Regions from separate parts of the Homo sapiens genome. Here region 2 is linked to region 1. Evidence: read pairs that join two places in POLR2A ChIA-PET (ENCODE). Cell type or tissue: HepG2. All regions are shown on one strand. Links, peaks and the distances in the headings refer to the core of each region. The heading gives the core; the rest is flanking DNA. Region 1 has its middle 35 kb from the start of BDH1. Region 2 overlaps BDH1 (3-hydroxybutyrate dehydrogenase 1).

Region 1 (9,157 bases), core at 704-8,703:
GCTGGGATTACAGGTGTGAGCCACCGCGCCCGGTCTGGATTAGCATTTTTGACAGTTCCCTGGCGGTTCTAACTTGCAGCCAGGGCTGAGAACCATCATTCACTTTCTCCAGCAGCTGTTGTTTTCCTGCCTTCTCTCTGGATAACCGGGCATTAGGGGATAGGCCCCTTCTCATTTGTCCTAGTTTGTGTTTTCTTTACTCTTTTGACCTTTGAGGACCATGATATAGAGTCAGGGGCATCTTACGCTAAGTGAAAATTTAATCTGAACTTCTTTTGCTCCGGATCCCTTCTTTCCCCTCGGGTCCTGTATCTTTATCAAACACTGATTTGGAATCCCTGAAGAAATCATTGGTTTTATTATTCAATACTGAGATACAGAGATAGACCTATCATTTAGATTTGAATTCCCTGGTCATCTGTTTCCGCATGATGAATAAACGGGCCTGTGAATAAGACGATGCTCCAGACAGTAAGGAAAGAAAATCAGTCTCAACAGTAGAACAGACTTTAAATGTTGTACTGGACAAATGCAGCGACCCCTTTCAAACCTATGTCACCAGGGCCCTTCTACACAGCTGTTTTAAAGTTTGTCAGCCTATGGCATAAGATCGACCTTTCTCTCTCCTGCTGGATATGGTGTGATATTGTCTCTAGCTGAGTGCTATAGGGTGCCTCCTCTCTTGCTGACTACGAAGCCATTCTTGGAAGGTGTCTGGGGTTGAACTTGTGTAAAAGCAAGCCTGGGGCCAGGTGCAGTAGCTCGTGCCTGTGATCCCAGCACTTTGGGAGGCCGGTGGGTGGATCACCTGAGGTCAGGAGTTCAAGACCAGCCTGGCCAACATGATGAAACCCCGTCTCTACTAAAAATACAAAAAAAAAAAAAAAAAATTAGTTGGGCGTGGTGGTGTGTGCCTGTAGTCCCAGCTACTTGGAAGGCTGAGGCCGGAGAATCACTCAAACCTGGGAGGTGGAGGTTCCAGTGAGCTGAGATCGCGCCACTGCACTCCAGCCTGGGTGAAAAGAGCAAAACTCCATCTCAAAAACAACAACAACAACGATAACAGCAAAAAAAGCAAGCCCTGCTGTCGTGCCAGACCCCTGTTGACTGCAGTAGCGTTGGTAGTGTGTTCGAGACGCCAAAGAAGAGGCTGGGGGCCAGTGACTGAGACACAGGGCTTCCTGAGGGGACTTACATACAGGGCAGTCCAGTGGCAGCAGGCTGGACCAGAGAATGGCAACCACTCGTAAAAAGCATGCAGTTTATATAGCATTTTCACCTAGCACCCTCCCCCTAGCAACCTCCACCTGGCAACCTTCCTTTAACCCAAAACAAAGGGCCTGGATCCCCTCTATGGCCTCCATTCCACAGGATGGGCGGGGGGTTCAGATGCCCCTCGCAGATAAGGAATGAGTCTCCAGGTTGGCCCCATTTCCCGATTCCTTAGCTCAGAACTCCAAACACATTCTTTTTAGGCCTAGGGTCATTCTCAGGGTATGCTTAAGTTATTGCTGTCAGGTGCATCCTCCATACACCTGTGATTTGTTTGTTTGTTTGTTTTGTTTGAGACAGAGTCTCGCTCTGCCACCCAGGCTGGAGTGCAGTGGCACCATCTCGGCTCACTGCAACCTCTGCCTCCTGGGTTCAAGCGATTCTCCTGCCTCAGCCTCCCCCAAGTAGCTGGGATTACAGGCGCCTGCCACCACTCCCGGCTAATTTTTGTATTTTTAGTAGAGACAGGGTTTCACCATGTTGGCCAGGCTGGTCTCAAACTCCTGACCTCAGGTCATCCACCCACCTTGGCCTCTCAAAGTGCTGGGATCACAGGTGTGAGCCACCATGCCTGGCCTGTGATTTTGAAATCTTAAGGCACCTGGTGTGGTGGTCACCAGCTTCTGCCTAATGAGCAATCCCACCTCCGTGCGGAGACACAGCTCTCCTAAATCAAGTCTTTCTTAACAATTCTGAGCCCAGTTCCTCTTCCCCTCGCCCCTGTTCGTGGCAGGATCTGGAGTATTACGGACCACGAGAGATGCAGAAATGGAGCACAGGCGGTGAGCCAAGGACACCCGAGGTACGAGCTCTTGCCCTTCTCCTTCCCTGCCCTCTGCTGCCTGGAGATACGGCAGCCCAGCACCAGCCCCCCAGCTGCTTCCAGTGGAAAAATGCTGTGTCATTTCAGGGAGGGATTATAGTTTGAACTTGTATTGATTAAGTCTTTATGTGACGCTTCCAAATCCTTGTGTTTTTCCATAGACGTTGAGTTTTCCGTTTTCATCCCTAGCTAGATGGACTCACTATGAGCACCCCCCACTTCCAGGGCCAGGATGAGAGCCTCCCCCCTTCTTACAACATGTGAAATCATGAAGACCTCTGCCTTGGCCCAATTTCCCTAGAAAACAGAGCCTGAGGCAAAGCTTGTGTGCTTCTGGGCAGCGGGGCTGAGTTCCAGGAAAGTAAGAGTAAAGGACGAAAGGAAGTGAGTTCCAGGAAAGTAAGAGTAAAGGACGAAAGGAAGTGAGTTCCAGGAAAGTAAGAGTAAAGGACGAAGGAAGTGAGGAGGCAGCGCACGCACGAGGTGGGAGGTTAGCAAGCAGGCCGTGGCTTCCTCAGCACACGCCGCTGGTTGCTCACTCCTGGGGGCTTGATCAAGGAGCCTGGGCCTAGCAGAGTTCCCTTGGGGTGCTTTCTCAGGATGCCGAATTTAATACCCTGGTAAGGACCCCAGGTGATGAGACAAACTCAAGGGTGACTCTTAGAAGCCCGGAGAAAGTGGCAGCCAGTGTCAATGGCGGCAACGGACATGACTAAGTAGCCCTGGAAGATGGTAGTGAAAACACAAAAAGCCTGAGGAAAGTGGGCACGCTGGGATGGCTATGTCATCTGAGACCAGAAGAGCCACCGGGGGTGGGGGTAAGTATGAGGGGTGGGCCCAGAGAACAGGTGATTGACCACGACCATCAGGAATGCTCAGGTGAGAGGCACCAACCTCACTAAACAGGAGAGCTGGTCACAGAGCTGGGCTCACTGCTACCCATGGCAATGAAGCCCCTCTACCCCCAGGCATAGAGGCCAGGTGGTGGCCTTTGGCTTCCAGATGCCAGGAGGTCATAATGACCTGCAGAGTTAGTCATGCAGCCAACCAGGCCCGGCCCACAGGGAGTTGTGGTCCACAGAGCACAGCATCTCCCGGGGCAGAATAAATGGGCAACCTACACAGGTGCTGCCTAACGCCTCCAGCCAGCAAGAGGCACAAGTGGAGACGCAGGAGGCTCAGAGCCCTAATACAAACTTACAGTCCCTTACTCAGTTGTTTTGACCTAAGCCAATTTTCCGATCTGGAATCCATGGACTGAAGAGGTGGCTGGGTCTCTAAGAATGAACTCGGCAACACCGGCAAGAAAAGAGTGTAATGATTCCCCCAGTCTTTCCCTAGGGGGACCCGTGGCCGTGTACTTGGGTGACCGTACACGGAAGAAAAAGGAATCCCCAGATGTCCGGAGGGCTACTTGATGTAGTGACTGAGTTGAAACTGATACCTGGAGACCCAAAGCACCATTGTTGTCTCCTTGTTAGACTGAGGGGCTATGGAGGTCAGTCCATCAATGAAATCCTGCCTAAAGTCTGACACACGAGTGGCAGAATGGCCTGGAAGAGGCCGTCGTCAGCAAAGAGGACATTTACTCCAGGAGATAAAGCATTCAGGGCCGGGTGTGGTGGCTCATGCCTGTAATCCCAGCACTCTGGGAGGCTGAGGCGGGCGGATCACAACGTTGGGAGTTTGAGACCAGCCCGGCCAATATGGTGAAACTCCATCTCTACTAAAAACACAAAAATTAGCCAGGCGTGGTGGCTCACACCTGTAATCCCAGCTACTCCGGAGGCTGAGGCAGGAGAATCCCTTGAACCTGGGAGGGGGAGGTTGCAGTGAGCCGAGATTGTGCCATTGCACTCCAGCCTGGGCTGCAGAGTGAGACTCTGTCTCAAAAACAAACAAATAAACAAACAAACAAAAAACTTTCCCCACCTGAGATGGCTGCAGGGGAGCATAACAGTTCTGTTAGAGCAGGAAGGGGAGGGGGAATAGAATTTTTATTGTATTTTATTAGACATCTTCATTTTCTAAATTTTCTGAGATAAGTTCTCAAAATTAGTGTGAACCAGTCATCAGGAGCTCCTCATCTGGTGTGTTTTCCTGGATGTACAGTGCACATCCTGCAAAAGGATGCCCCCTTCAGAGAGGTGAGGTTCAAACTCCAGGGAATCAGCCCAAGAGCAGTTACCTCTTTGCAGAGGTGTGGAAAGTGGCAGGAGAAGAGACAGGCCCTGATGGCAATTCAGCAAACATCACCCATGTGCCAGGCACTGTGCCAAGCACCGGGATACAGAGATTAATCCAGCTGGTCTTTGAAGTCCAGAAGCCCCCAGACCAATAATCCATAACTAGCCATGGAGGACTTCTCACTAGGGAAGAGGCCACCTCTGCAGGCCTCTCTCAGAACTGGGGATGTGGGTGTTTACTCACTGCTGGGAAGGGCTGACCTTTGAGTTGTTTTCCTAGTCACAGAAAGTCCTCTGATCCACCACCTGCATGGGTGAGATTCGGCTGGGTCAGGGCAGAGCTCCTCCCTGAGCCTGCAGGGCGCTGGGCCTGCCATGTGTAACCCAGCAGAGCGGCTTCTCACCCACTGCCCAGGCTGGCAGCCTTCTAGGGAAATCTGTGAAGAAAACACATTTAGGGGTGTGACATATTTTCTCCTGGTTTCTGTAGGGTTCCTGCTACCTTGGAAACAAAGACAGAGAACTAACTGGCAGCCACTGGCTGAACAAAATTCCATGGGCCTGGAAAGGCAACTCTGATTGTGGTTGGGTAGCCCAGTGCCTGGCGCAACGCCTGCACAGTGAGACGCTTCTGGTTGCTGGTGTTGATGGAGGCTAGAGGCTGTTACAAGATGTGTCTGAGAAATTTCAGTGTATTTTTCGGTTATTGTTTTTCTTTTGAAGTACCAAATGCTCTGACAAATTTGAACAGACAGAAGTATGAGGTAAAAACTGCCCCATGTATCCCTTCTCTTAGTAACTCCCTTGTAATTCCTTCTAGAAAATTTCTTAGCAAATGTAAGCATAAACTTATATATATATTTATATATATATATATATTTATATATATATATATATTTTTTTATATATATATATATATATTTTTATATATATATATATTTTTATATATATATATACAGCTATAGATAGATATAGATATGTAGATGTACACACATACAGTTGGTCGTAGTATACATCAGATCCTTAATTAGCTTTTCTCAAAAATATCTATTAAAGATCTTTCACACACTCCTGTCACTCAAGAGACCGTCCCGCCTCAACCTCTCGAGTAGCTGGAACTACAGGCACGCGCTACCGCGCCCAGCTATTTTGTTTTTTGTAGAGGCACGGTCTCTCTGTTAGCCGGGCTGGTCTCAAACTCCTAGGCTCAAGCAATCCTCCCACCTCGGCCTCCCAAAGTGCGGGGATTACAGGCGTGCACTGCACCTGGCCTGTTTGCCTGATTTATAGTTTTCCTATATGTAATTGTATGATACAGGGGTACACATTTGTACTGTTGCTTTAACCCTGCAAATGTTAGGGGTGGGTCACTTCTAAGTTTCCAGTCTCTGTCAACCTGCTGGTGAAAAATGGTATATGTAACTTTGTGTATTTTAAAAAATTAATACAGTTCAACACCTTTATATATGTTTCTTAGCCGTTTGCATTTTTTCTTGTGCACTACCTGTTTATATCGTTTGCTCATTTCTTTCTTTTTAACATTTATTTATATTTATTTATTTATTTATTTTTGAGATGGAGTCTTGCACTGTCGCCCAGGCTGGAGTGCAGTGGCATGATCTTGGCTCATTGCAACCTCCGCCTCCTGGGTTGATGTGATTCTCCTGCCTCAGCCTCTCAAGTAGCTGGGATTACAGGCGCCCACCACTACACCCAGCTGATTTTTTTTGTATTTTTAGTAGAGACAGGGTTTCACTATGTTGACCAGGCTGAACTTGAATTCCTGACCTCGTGATCCACCTGCCTCGGCCTCCCAAAGTGCTGGGATTACAGGTGTGAGCCACCACGCTCAGCCCAACATTTTTTTTATCTTTGTATATTAAGTGGTCTTTGTGTATTAAGTTAATTAGCTCTTTGTCATATGTGTTGCAAATATTCTCCTCCCCACTTTTTGTCATTTATCTCTTCATATCCTTTAGGATATGTCTAAAATATACAAATATATGAAATACAAATATTTACATACATAAATATATAGTATATATTTATAACCTGTAAAAATATAAGTATAAATATAACACATGTTAACATGTATTTTTTCCCATATAAATGTTTAAATATTTTCTGCTTTCAAATTTATTCATCATTTTTCTCCTTTTCACTTCTTTCTTCTTCTCTTTTTTAAATTTTTATTTATTTATTTGGGAGACAGGTATTGCTCTCTCCCCCAGGCTGGAGTGTAGTGACATGCTCATAGCTCACTGCAGTATCCCAGGCTCAAGTGATCCTCCCACCTCAGCCTCCCACATGACTGGGACCACAGGCACACACCACCACGCCTGGCTAATTTTTGTATTTGTAGAGATGAGACCTTGCTATGTTGCCCAGGGTAGTCTTGAACTCCTGGGCTCAAGCGATCCTCCTGCCTCGGCCTCCCAAACTGCTGGGATTGCAGGCAGGAGCCCCTGCGCCTGCCCAGCTCACTTTTAATTTTTTTTGGAGAGACAGGGTCTCATTGCATTGCCCAGGCTGATCTCTCAAACTTCCTGCCCTCAAACAATCCTCTTACCTCAGCTGCTTCTTTTTTAAGAATAGCAGTTATTTACATTCTACTTATATATATATATATATTTAAACCTCACTTTAGCCAATGTGACTGCCAAAAAACAAACAAACAACTAAACTAACTCACTGGGAGATCTTTAAAGAAAAACCCATGCTTTTTTCCAGCACATTTTAGACATGTCATTACATATGGACTAGTCAAAAATCAGTTTCAGGGAAAGTAAAAGTAAGACAGAACAGAAAAATATATTGGAAGAAATAATGGCAAAAAAAAAAATCCAAATGTGATTAAAACTACAGACCCACAAATACAAGAAGCTCAATGAACCCCAAGCATAAGAAATGTGAAGAAAATGACACCAAGGGACATCGCAATCAAATTGCTTAAAATCAATGTTCAATAGAGAACCTTAAAAAGAATCAAAGGAACAGGAAGATGTATACATGAACAATGATTAAGATGACACCAGATTTCCCATTGGAAAAACACGTGAGCAAGAAAACAGTGGAAAGCCTGGTGCATTGGCACGCACCATGGTCCCAGCAACTCGGGGGGCTGAGGCGGGAAGACGACTTGAGCCCGGGAGTTGTGGCCAGCGTGGGTAATACATGAGACCCCATATGTTGAAAAGAAAAGACAAGAAAAGGCAAAAGGAAAGAAAATCCTTAAGCAAAACCCTTAAAGTACAGCAAGAAAAGAAAATCCTGTTAACTAGAATTCCATAACCAGCTTAAATATCCTTTATAAATGAAGGAGGTGGAATGAAGTCTTTTTTTCCAGACATGCAAAAGCTGAAAGAATTTATCCCAAGTGCCCACACAACAAGAAAGGTTAAAGGAAGTCCTTTAGGCAGAAGGAAATGATACCAGATGAAAATACGAGTATATACAAAGGAATGAGGAGCAACTACGTGGGTAAATAGAGAAGTTCTTTTCCTTATTGTCTAAATCTCTTTAAAAGATAAATGTTTAAATGAAACTAAGAACAATGTTGCCTAGGCTTTGTGGCATAAGTAAGTGTAAAAATGGCAGCAGAAAGGTCAAGAGGGGAGGAATTGGATTATTGTATGGTTCTTTTTTTTTTTTTTTTTGAGACGGAGTCTCGCTCTGTCGCCCAGGCTGGAGTGCAGTGGCGCGATCTCGGCTCACTGCAGCCTCTGCCTCCCGGGTTCAAGCGATTCCCCTGCCTCAGCCTCCCCAGTAGCTGGGATTACAGGCACGCACCAGCACGCCCGGCTAATTTTTGTGTTTTTAGTAGAGACGGGGTTTCGCCGTGTTGGGTTCTTATACTCTAGTGTACACTATAATATCACTTGAAGATAGACTGGCAAGTTAAAGATAGATGCTATAAATCCTTTCAATTTCCTTTCTGGTAAACTGGACACATCTAGCTTAATAATTACCTATTCCTACTCATAAAAAAAAAAAAAAAAAAAAAAAGAGGCCGGACACAGTGGCTCACGTCTGTAATCCCAGCACTTTGGGAGGCCAAGGAGGGTGGATCACCTGAGGTCACAAGTTCGAGATCAGCCTGGCCAACAGGGTAAAACCCCGTCTCTACTAAAAAATACAAAAAAAATTAGCTGGATGTGGTGGCGGGAGCCCGTAATTGTAGCTACTCAGGAGGCTGAGGCAAGAGAATCGCTTGAACCCGGGAGGCAGAGGTTGCAGGGAGCCAAGATCACGCCACTGCACTCCAGCCTGGGCAACAGAGTATGACTCTGTTTCAAAAAATGAAAACAAAAACAAATTTCCCTCTTCTCAGTTAATGGAAATACATCCTTCCAGTTACTCAGGACAAAATGTTCAGAGTCATCCTCGATATCTCTCTTTCTCCTTTACCCAGAAAGGATCCAGTAGCAAATCCTGTGGACTGTATCTTCTGAGGGTGCTCAGATGAGCTACTTCTCACTCCTCTGCTGCCTGCACCCTGGCTTGAGCCACCATCTGCTCTCTCCTAAATTATTCCAACTAGCTCCTAACTGGTCTCCTGCTTCCATCCTTGACATGCTTCAGCATATTCTCCAAATAGCAGCCAGACAGATTCTTTTAAAATCAAAGTCAGCTCATATTACTCGCCTGCCCAAAAACTGCCAGTGGCTGGGAGCAGTGGCTCACAGCTGTAATCCCAGCACTCTGGGAGGCCCGGGCAGGAGGATCGCTTGAGCCCAGGAGTCTGAGACCAGCCTAGGTACATAGTGAGACCCCATCTCTACAAAAAATAACAAGTTAGCCGGGTGTAGTGGTGTTTGCCTGTAGTCCCAGTTACTCAGGAGGGTGAGGTGGGAGGATTACTTGATCTGGGAGGTCA
Region 2 (9,157 bases), core at 431-8,430, 70 kb after region 1:
CGGAAGCGGTGTTAGGTAGGGGAGATCAGCCCGACCTCCTGTCCAATGCCGGGATTGTCTCTGTACCACCTTTCCCACACCCCATCCTCAAGCATCCCCCCAACCCCCAAACATCCCTCCTACCTCCAAACAACCCCCCACCCCAACTCATTGCCTCAACACCTCCAGGCAGCTCATGCCATCTCCAGACTGTGAAGATCACGCCTCATTTTGAGCTGAGCTGGACTTCTTGGTCCTGGCTCTGTTCTCTGTGGCTGCATGGAACAAGCTGGCTCCCTCAGTCATGTTCCACTCAAGTCTTCTCTCCGGGGTGACTACGTCCAGCACCTCCGGCCCCATTGGGCAGTCCCTTCACCATTTCCTCCTGTGCCCTCTGAAATTGCATGATGTGATTTCTCCATTCCCGGGGTTGGGGTTCTTCTGGTTGAAAGCATTCAGAAGGCTCAGCCTAACCAGCGGAGGACTTTCCACCCCTGACAAGTGCTGACCGTCCTGGGCTTTCCACCCTTGCCCGCGCCTGGGATGTTTGCTTCAGTAGCAGCTGTGTGTGCCATGGGCAAGCCCTTGGCTGGCGAGTGGGCATTTCTCTACCCCTTTACTCTTGGCTGCTAGTCCTGTCCTCTTACAAGAGGTGTCACTATGCCATGCACCATTCAGGAAAATTGCTGCCAATTAAGTCATTTATGACCAACTATGTTTAATTTTCACATCGAGTGTAGCTCATCCCTATTGTGAAAGAAACCATGTTTCATAGAATAGGATGAAATGTGACAATGCAGCCTGCCTGGTGACACGAGGGTGCACGTGACAAAGCACATCAGCACTTAGCACAGTGCTCAGGACAGTGGACACTCGGGAAATGCTGTCTACTTAGAGGAAAGCCCCCCAGCAGCTCGGCAGTGCCCACAAGCAGACCCCTGCCCTCCTCTCCAGCCCTGCATCCACCACCTCCTTATGCGTCTGCACTGCCTGCAACCAATGGCTTCTGGTGGCGTCCTCTTATCTCTTCCCACAGTGCCCCGTCCCCATCGGCCCCCTCTTGTGAATGTCCTCAGCTGTCACTGCCTTTGGAAGGTCTCCCCTGCCCGTCCCTCCTGTGCCCCTCCCACCTCCCGCCAGGTTCCATACAGCACACAGTCACTGTGTCGCTTACGTGCTCACCTGTCTCCTTCCCTAGAACACGACTCTGGGAACAGGGGCTGAATGATTGATCTTGACCTCCAGTTCCTAGCACAGTGCCGGAACACGATAGGGGCCCAAGAAATGTTTGCCGAGCGAGTGACGCCTTTCTCCTGTTTAGCAGTACCTGAATTTGTGTGGTGCTTTAGACTCTTTAACAGGCTTCTTACAAATCCATTTCCTTACTCCATTAATCTGAGCAGGTCAGGACAGGTGGTGATGTTCCTGTTTTACAGCCAGAAAAAATGGACCCCTGTTCAGGGACACCCCTGAGTGCACAAAGCCTACTCAGTGACTGAGCTGGGATTAGAGGCTGGCTCTGGCCTCTTACCAATTTGGAGTTGATGGGCCCTTGGCTTAGAACAGAGGTGGCAAACTGGCAGCCTGCTGGTCCTATGTGGCCTGTGGACGTGCTTTGGCCTTCACAGTGTTTTTTTGTTTTTTTTTTTAAATGTGTGTAAGTTGCCAACACTTAAAAGAATGAAGAGATTTCCCAATTACTAGCTTAAAAATGTAAGCATCTGGCAACCCTGGGTTTCCATCCCCACGTGGTAATTCCTGACATGTCCTGTACTCCCCAGGGCCCCCGCCTGCCCCACATAAGTTTGCAACCCCTGCTTGGAGAAGGAATCCTGTCTTGAGGCCTTGGGGGCCGGCTCTTCATCCTATTCATGGTTGTGTCTGTGGCACATAGCTTGATGCTTGATAGGTCATCAGTGCTCAGGATTAAAAAGAACCGCATGCTGGTGGGCCAGGCCCATGGGCAGTTGCCAGTATGCCTGAGGCTTTGGCTGGGACTTGAGGCCAGCTCCTGCCTTGACAGGAGTCCTCAGGGTCTGCCTCAGGGTGGGAAGGAAGGAGGTAGAAGCAGCTCTTCTCTCCTCCCCAGGACAAAGGCCATGATGGGGTCAAGGAGCTGGACAGCCTAAACAGTGACCGATTGAGAACCGTCCAGCTCAATGTCTGCAGCAGCGAAGAGGTGGAGAAAGTGGTGGAGATTGTCCGCTCGAGCCTGAAGGACCCTGAGAAAGGTAGGGCGCCCCTTCGGACGGCAGGGGTTGTGTATGGGGCCATTCCAAGGGGCACTTGCCGAACACCACCTTCCACTGGCTGGCATCCTGCCACCACACTCCCTTCCTTATTGTTTAGGCTCTTCCTCCTGCACAGTAGGAGGAAGAGGATTACACTAAACATACACGTGCAATAGGGCAATGGAAAAATACAGTCAGGAGGTGATTTCAGAGTTCACGGAGTGCTAGGTGGCTACGCACTGATTCAGGTCAGTTCAGCCAATGCCCATTGATGCCCCCTCTGGCCCAGGAGCTGGGTTGGGTGCCAGGGACACAAAGATGGTCAAGGCACATTCTGTCCCCAGGACCTCATAGTTCAGCCGGAGGACTGAGTTCAAAATCAGGGAGCCGTGCATTGAGAGAGGCAGAGCAGCACAGGAAGGAGGGGTCAGTCCAGCCATGGGGGCGCAGTGGAAATAGGCCAGTTAAGGCAGATTGTGGCAGAGAGCAGATATGGTTGTTCCAAGAGGAGGGGAGAGCAGGAACCACAGCTTCGAGGAGCACGGGGAGGGTAGCGGGGGCTGTTGGTCAAGTGGTGGGATTAGCCGGCACCTCAATATGAGTCATGGGTCAGGTCACGCAGAGGGGGTGGCAGCAAAGGAGGTTGGGGAGGGAGGTCTTGGATCCCAGGCGAGGGAACATGGCTGGTCTCCCAATGGCACTGGGGAGCCACTGAAGGGGTCATCCTGAGGGAATGGCCTGGTCATTGTGAGACTTGTGAATCTCCCTCTGAGGATGGCAGTGGCAATGTGAAGGTGGATTCAAAGCGGGAGTTAAACATGGGTTCTGGACTCCGGAACTAGGGTGGTAGGTGTTGGGAAACAGGAAGGGTCAGGTGCGAGGAGTGTTGAGAAGGCGAAGCTGCCTGGACTTGGTGACTTGGATGTGGGGATGAGGTGAGGCGCGAAGTCTCTGTCCTGGACACCTGGTGCCCCGCACTGCAGGAGCAGGTGGGGAGATAGGGAGACACTGAAGCGCCCACCCTGAGGGAATGTCCAGGCTAGAAGAGCAGGTGCCCACGGCAGGTGACACTGGGAGTCGGGGAGATGCACAGAGGGACCCCTGGGAATGTGAGTGTTCGGGGATCAGAGGAGGGGGAGAGGCAGCTGTCAGAGAGGTTGGATACAGTTCCCCAGAGGCTAAACAACAGAAAGTTTGGAGGAGAGGGCAGTACCAGTAGCCAACAGGGTCAAAAGCTACAGAAAGTTCCAGTAGCATAAGGACTAAAATATCCTTCCAGTTCAGCCAGTGGAGGGCCTTGTGGGAGGAGCTCTGTCTGCAACCTCGGGGTGCCATTCATGTAGAATACAGCAGTGGGGGATGGAGCTCCCTGGAGCCGGGCCGCCCAGCAGCATCTGGAGAAGCGAATCTATGAAGTTTACCTTTGAGCTCCCTGACAGCCCAGGCAGAAAGGGTGTGCGTCATTCAGGCCTCTGCTTTCCCTCAGAATGGGGTGGGGCAGCTCTCAGGAGCAGCTACTTCAGTGGCTGGGGAAGGAGGCGGAAAAGGCAGGAGTGACCAGATCCCATGCGGGGAGCTCTGCTGAGCCTGTATCAGCCAGATGGATGTGCTGTCTGTCACAGCAGCTGCCTCAGAGGCTGCGTGTGTGGCTGTCGGTGATGCCGCTCCTCTGCCTGTCTCTGATGTGCCACCTCATCAGCCCACTGTCGCTCCCATCCTCCCAACAGGCCATTCACAGGCCTCTCTGTTCTCTGTTCTCGCTGAACATCTGTTTAATAATTAACAGGCAGAGCCAGCCCATTAAGAAAAGGCAGGATGGGTCCCGCTGGGGTGATTACCGGCTCAGAACCTGCAGCCTGCTTCGCCCTTCCCTGGCGGTAAATTCTCCTCCCTCCCACCTTCCCTGGGCAGCTGCTATATTTTCCTTCATAAACTACTGGGCAGGAAAACAGCTGCATCGGCACCATAAAGCCACTTGATTATAGCGTGGGTTTTGTGGTGATCTAAAATGCCCGTGGAAAGGCGTCATCACCGGAGACCCAAGCAGAGAACGCACCAGGCCGGCTTGCTCAGGCTGGCGGTCCTCGTCCCCTGCCCCCCTGACTCTGGGGCAGAATCACTTCCATTGTCTGTACTGGACTGGCCAGGCAGCCTAACCTACAAGGCAGGGTGGGCCCCGGCCCACACAGAGGGGAGGCACTCACCCCCTGCCCGGGGATCTGGGCTCCAACCCCAGCACCAGCCTGACGCGCAGACCTTTCCCTGCTGCTTTTCCCACGCCGGGCATTCCGGAGGGCTGGATGAACCTCTCACCATCAACTTCCTTAACCGATACTGCATTTTTTTTTTTTGGAAAAGGATTTGAAGACTTTTAGGTCTGAAGAAAACAGTACATCCGTCAGATATGCAGTGGCGTGTCCCCCATCTCCTGCTCTCGCTTTCTTCCCGTCTCCCTCTCCTCCCTCTCCCTGCTTCCCCTCCACACTCTGCCACTCTGCCATGTCTTGGCCTTGCCTTGGCAATTCCCCCTCAGGCAATGCCGGCTGTGAACTCCAGGGAGCACCCTCCCAGAGCGTTCCGACCCGCAGTGGCCGCCACCGACCCACACCCCATGCAGGACATGTCAGAAGGGTCCTCTTCCCCTTCTCCACCGGGGGGGCACATTTGGTTGGCGAGTTTGACGCCCTGCAGCCTGGCTCTGTGGAACAGTTGCTGCCAAAGCCCGGGGAGCCAGCCACGGGGGCGAGATGAAGGAGATTGTCTGGTGAGAGCCACAGAGCCATCTGCCACCGGCCCCGACCCCCGCAGGACGCTGAGGGACAGGACATCTGGAGCCTGGGACCAGCCCTCCCTGTCCCCACCCCAGGGGACACCGAGCCAGTGGGCCCGAGAGCAGGCCGTGGGCATGGCCTGATCTTGGCACATCACTTACCAGTCAGTCAGTCAACATTAATTAATTAATTAATTAATTTTTTTGAGACAGAGTCTTACTCTGCCGCCCAGGCTGGAGTGCAATGGTGCGATCTCGGCTCACTGAAACCTCCACATCCCGGGTTCAAGTGATTCTCCTGTCTCAGCCTCCCGAGGAGCTGGGATTACAGGCGCCTGCCACCATGCCCAGCTAATTTTTTTTTTTTTTTTAGTAAAGAAGGGGTTTCACAAGGTTGGCCAGGCTGGTCTCAAACTCCTGACCTCAGGTGATCCACCTGCCTTGGACTCCCAAAGTGCTGGGATTATAGGCCTGAGCCACCACGCCTGACCTGGGCTTCACTTATTAGAAATGTGATCTTGGGCTTGCACCTGCCCCCTGTGTGGGTCTCAGCTTGCCCATCTGTGAAGTGGGAGAGTGCTCTGAGCCGTCCAGCACTCATGCCTGGATCAGACCACTACAAGAGCATGGGAAGAATTTCAACACAAGCTGCTCGCAGGCTGACAGGCAGCAGAACATATGTGGAGGAGTAAGGGAGAAGCTTGGAAAAGGCCTGGCCTACCATGCTGTGGGATGGAGACCACAGAGCAGGAAGTGACTGATGGGGGGATCCACCTGAGGAGGGGATGGAGACCATAGAGCAGGAAGTGACTGATGGGGGGTGCCTGAGCGGGGGATGGAGACCATAGAGCAGGAAGTGACTGATTGGGGGGTCGGCCTGAGGGGGGATGGAGACCATAGAGCAGGAAGTGACTGAGGGGGGGATGGAGACCATAGAGCAGGAAGTGACTGATGGGGCGGGGAGGTCAGCCTGAGGGGGGATGGAGACCATAGAGCAGGAAGTGACTGATGAGGGGGGTCGGCCTGAGGAGGGGATGGAGACCATAGAGCAGGAAGTGACTGATGGGGGGGGTCGGCCTGAGGAGGGGATGGAGTCCATAGAGCAGGAAGTGACTGATGGGGGGGGGTCGGCCTGAGGGGGGATGGAGTCCATAGAGCAGGAAGTGACTGATGGGGGGGGTCAGCCTGAGGGGGGATGGAGACCATAGAGCAGGAAGTGACTGATGGGGGGGGTCGGCCTGAGGGGGGATGGAGACCATAGAGCAGGAAGTGACTGATTGGGGGGGTCAGCCTGAGGGGGAGATGGAGACCATAGAGCAGGAAGTGACTGATCGGGGGGGTCGGCCTGAGGGGGGGATGGAGACCATAGAGCAGGAAGTGACTGATCGGGGGGGTCAGCCTGAGGGGGAGATGGAGACCATAGAGCAGGAAGTGACTGATCGGGGAGGTCGGCCTGAGGGGGGGATGGAGTCCATAGAGCAGGAAGTGACTGATGGGGGGGGTCGGCCTGAGGGGGGATGGAGACCATAGAGCAGGAAGTGACTGATGGGGGGGGGTCGGCCTGAGGGGAGATGGAGACCATAGAGCAGGAAGTGACTGATTGGGGGGGGTCAGCCTGAGGGGGAGATGGAGACCATAGAGCAGGAAGTGACTGATTGGGGGGGTCAGCCTGAGGGGGAGATGGAGACCATAGAGCAGGAAGTGACTGATGGGGGGCGGTCGGCCTGAGGGGGGATGGAGACCATAGAGCAGGAAGTGACTGATTGGGGGGGGTCAGCCTGATGAGGAGATGGAGACCATAGAGCAGGAAGTGACTGATGGGGGGGGTCAGCCTGAGGGGGAGATGGAGACCATAGAGCAGGAAGTGACTGATTGGGGGGGTCAGCCTGAGGGGGAGATGGAGACCATAGAGCAGGAAGTGACTGATTGGGGGGGGTCAGCCTGAGGGGGAGATGGAGACCATAGAGCAGGAAGTGACTGATGGGGGGGGTCAGCCTGAGGGGGAGATGGAGACCATAGAGCAGGAAGTGACTGATTGGGGGGGTCAGCCTGAGGGGGAGATGGAGACCATAGAGCAGGAAGTGACTGATGGGGGGGTCGGCCTGAAGGGGGATGGAGACCATAGAGCAGGAAATGACTGATGAGGGGGTTGGCCTGAGGGGGGATGGAGACCATAGAGCAGGAAGTGACTGATGGGGGGGTCGGCCTGAAGGGGGATGGAGACCATAGAGCAGGAAGTGACTGATTGGGGGGGTCGGCCTGAGGGGGGATGGAGACCATAGAGCAGGAAGTGACTGATGGGGGGGTCGGCCTGAAGGGGGATGGAGACCATAGAGCAGGAAGTGACTGATGGGGGGGTCGGCCTGAAGGGGGATTGAGACCATAGAGCAGGAAATGACTGATGAGGGGGTCGGCCTGAGGGGGGATGGAGACCATAGAGCAGGAAATGACTGATGGGGTGGGGGGGTCAGCCTGAGGAGGGGATGGAGACATACAGCAGGAAGTGACTGATGGGGTCGGCCTGAGGGGGGGATGGAGACCATAGAGCAGGAAATGACTGATGCGGGGGTCGGCCTGAGGGGGGGATGGAGACCATAGAGCAGGAAATGACTGATGCGGGGGTCGGCCTGAGGGGGGATGGAGACCATAGAGCAGGAAGTGACTGATGGGTCTGCCTGAGGGGTGGGGTGAAGACGGAGGTGGAGGAGTGAGTGAGACAAACAGACCCAGGAGGCTTCTCCAGCAGCCCAGGAGACAGGCAGCGAGGACCCAAGGGAATGCTAGTGGAAACAGGAAGGAAGAACTGACCCAGCAGAGGAAACCAGCAACAGCCTGGGGCGTGGGGACTTTGTCCTCAGAGAGATCTGGGTCCAAATCCCACCCTCCCTGCCTGTTAGCTGGGTGACATTGACCAAGGTGCTTAACCTCTCTGAGCTTCAGTTGCCTCAACCGGATATGAGACAATTTAGGATCTATTTTCCAGGGTGGTTGTGAGGATCAGGGAAGTTAATGAATGTAAAGGGCTTGATTAGGGGTCTGCCAGCTGTCATGTTGATCTTGAGCTGTAATATTAGCAGTACTGGGTGACTCAGTAGGTGGGGGAGGGGTGGAGGAGCTGGAGGAGTCACAGACAAAAGTAAAATCATTAACAAAGAGGAGGAGCAGGCTTGGGCAGCTTGGAAACTTGACGTGTTGGTTGTGGTTAGGGTGAGTCAGGGACCCGTGGGACATTCAGGTGGAAGCGAGACAGGAGATGGGATGAGGAGAGAGAGCCGTGACTCCCAAGGAGAACTGAGGGGCCACTGGTGCGGAGGCGATCTTGGGGATGTTACAGGAAAGTTGCTGTCACCCAACCAGCGGGCATGCCTCCGTGAGTTTATTCAGAACATTGGCTGAGGATTCCAGATGGCAACTAGGTCCACCACTCTCAACACTCATTAAAGCTGTAATCCAGGGGCTGTGCACTTTCACAGGTCATGTTTCATTAAACTTTTTTGGATAGTAGCGTCAAATGTCATTGTTTTATTTTTAGGTAGAGAAAGGGCTGTATGCATTTTAAGTCATGGGATATTGTCCGTTATGAATCAAACACAAAACGGCTGCAAAATTCACAAACATGAAGAAGATGAGGACACCTAAGAGTTAAGTGTACTTTGAGAGGAGCAGGATTAGGCCAGGACATTGGGGGCCACTTGTATCTGGGGGCAGGTGAAAGAAAGGTGTCAGGGAAGATGCAGGAGATGCCTGGGTATCACTAATGCTGAGGGAGAGGTGAGCCTCAAGGAGTACTGGCAGTACTCATATCGTAGCGAGCCTGAGGAGAGTGAAGACTGGGGGTGAGGTCCTTGGTGTACCACCCTGGAGACCCTGGAGACTGCGTGGTCAGGACAGCTGAGGGCTGGGACCCAGTGTGGTATGGAAGGGAGATGGAGAGGATAGAGCGCGCGCGCGCGCGTGTGTGTGTGTGTGTGTGTGTGCGTGCTCTGTCACCCAGGCTGGAGTGCCGTGGCATGATCCGGCTCATTGCAACCTCTGCCTCCTGGGTTCAAGAGATTTTCCTGCCTCAGCCTCCCGAGTAGCTGGGACTACAGGTGCCCGCCACCACACCCGGCTAATCTTTGTATTACAGGATAGAGTTCTTGGAAGCCTGGCGTGGAGGGAGGGAGAGCAGGTAGCA

The links. ChIA-PET counts read pairs that join two places held together with the same protein. Peaks named below come from ENCODE experiments on the same cell type or tissue, not always from the same donor. Only the 100,000 strongest peaks of a DNase experiment are listed, where the experiment ranks them.
Region 2: POLR2A ChIA-PET joins it to region 1 with 12 read pairs; 4 of 35 experiments call an interaction of 5 or more read pairs at or near these places.

What each region holds. Positions count from the first base shown.
Region 1 is chr3:197,586,008-197,595,164 of GRCh38, reverse strand. No RefSeq gene overlaps it. Among named protein-coding and RNA genes, the nearest start is that of BDH1, 35 kb to the right of the region's middle. In HepG2, for the core only: a CTCF peak has its summit at 4,242; a DNase peak (open chromatin) is centred at 4,544.
Region 2 is chr3:197,515,693-197,524,849 of GRCh38, reverse strand. It overlaps BDH1 (3-hydroxybutyrate dehydrogenase 1), which reads left to right. Exons shown (of 8, transcript NM_203314.3): 6 at 2,069-2,210. Among named protein-coding and RNA genes, the nearest start is that of LINC02012, 11 kb to the right of the region's middle. RefSeq lists enhancers at 481-980, 2,627-3,332, 3,333-4,038. In HepG2, for the core only: a CTCF peak has its summit at 4,777; DNase peaks (open chromatin) are centred at 3,939 and 8,139; H3K4me3 peaks cover 1,609 bases.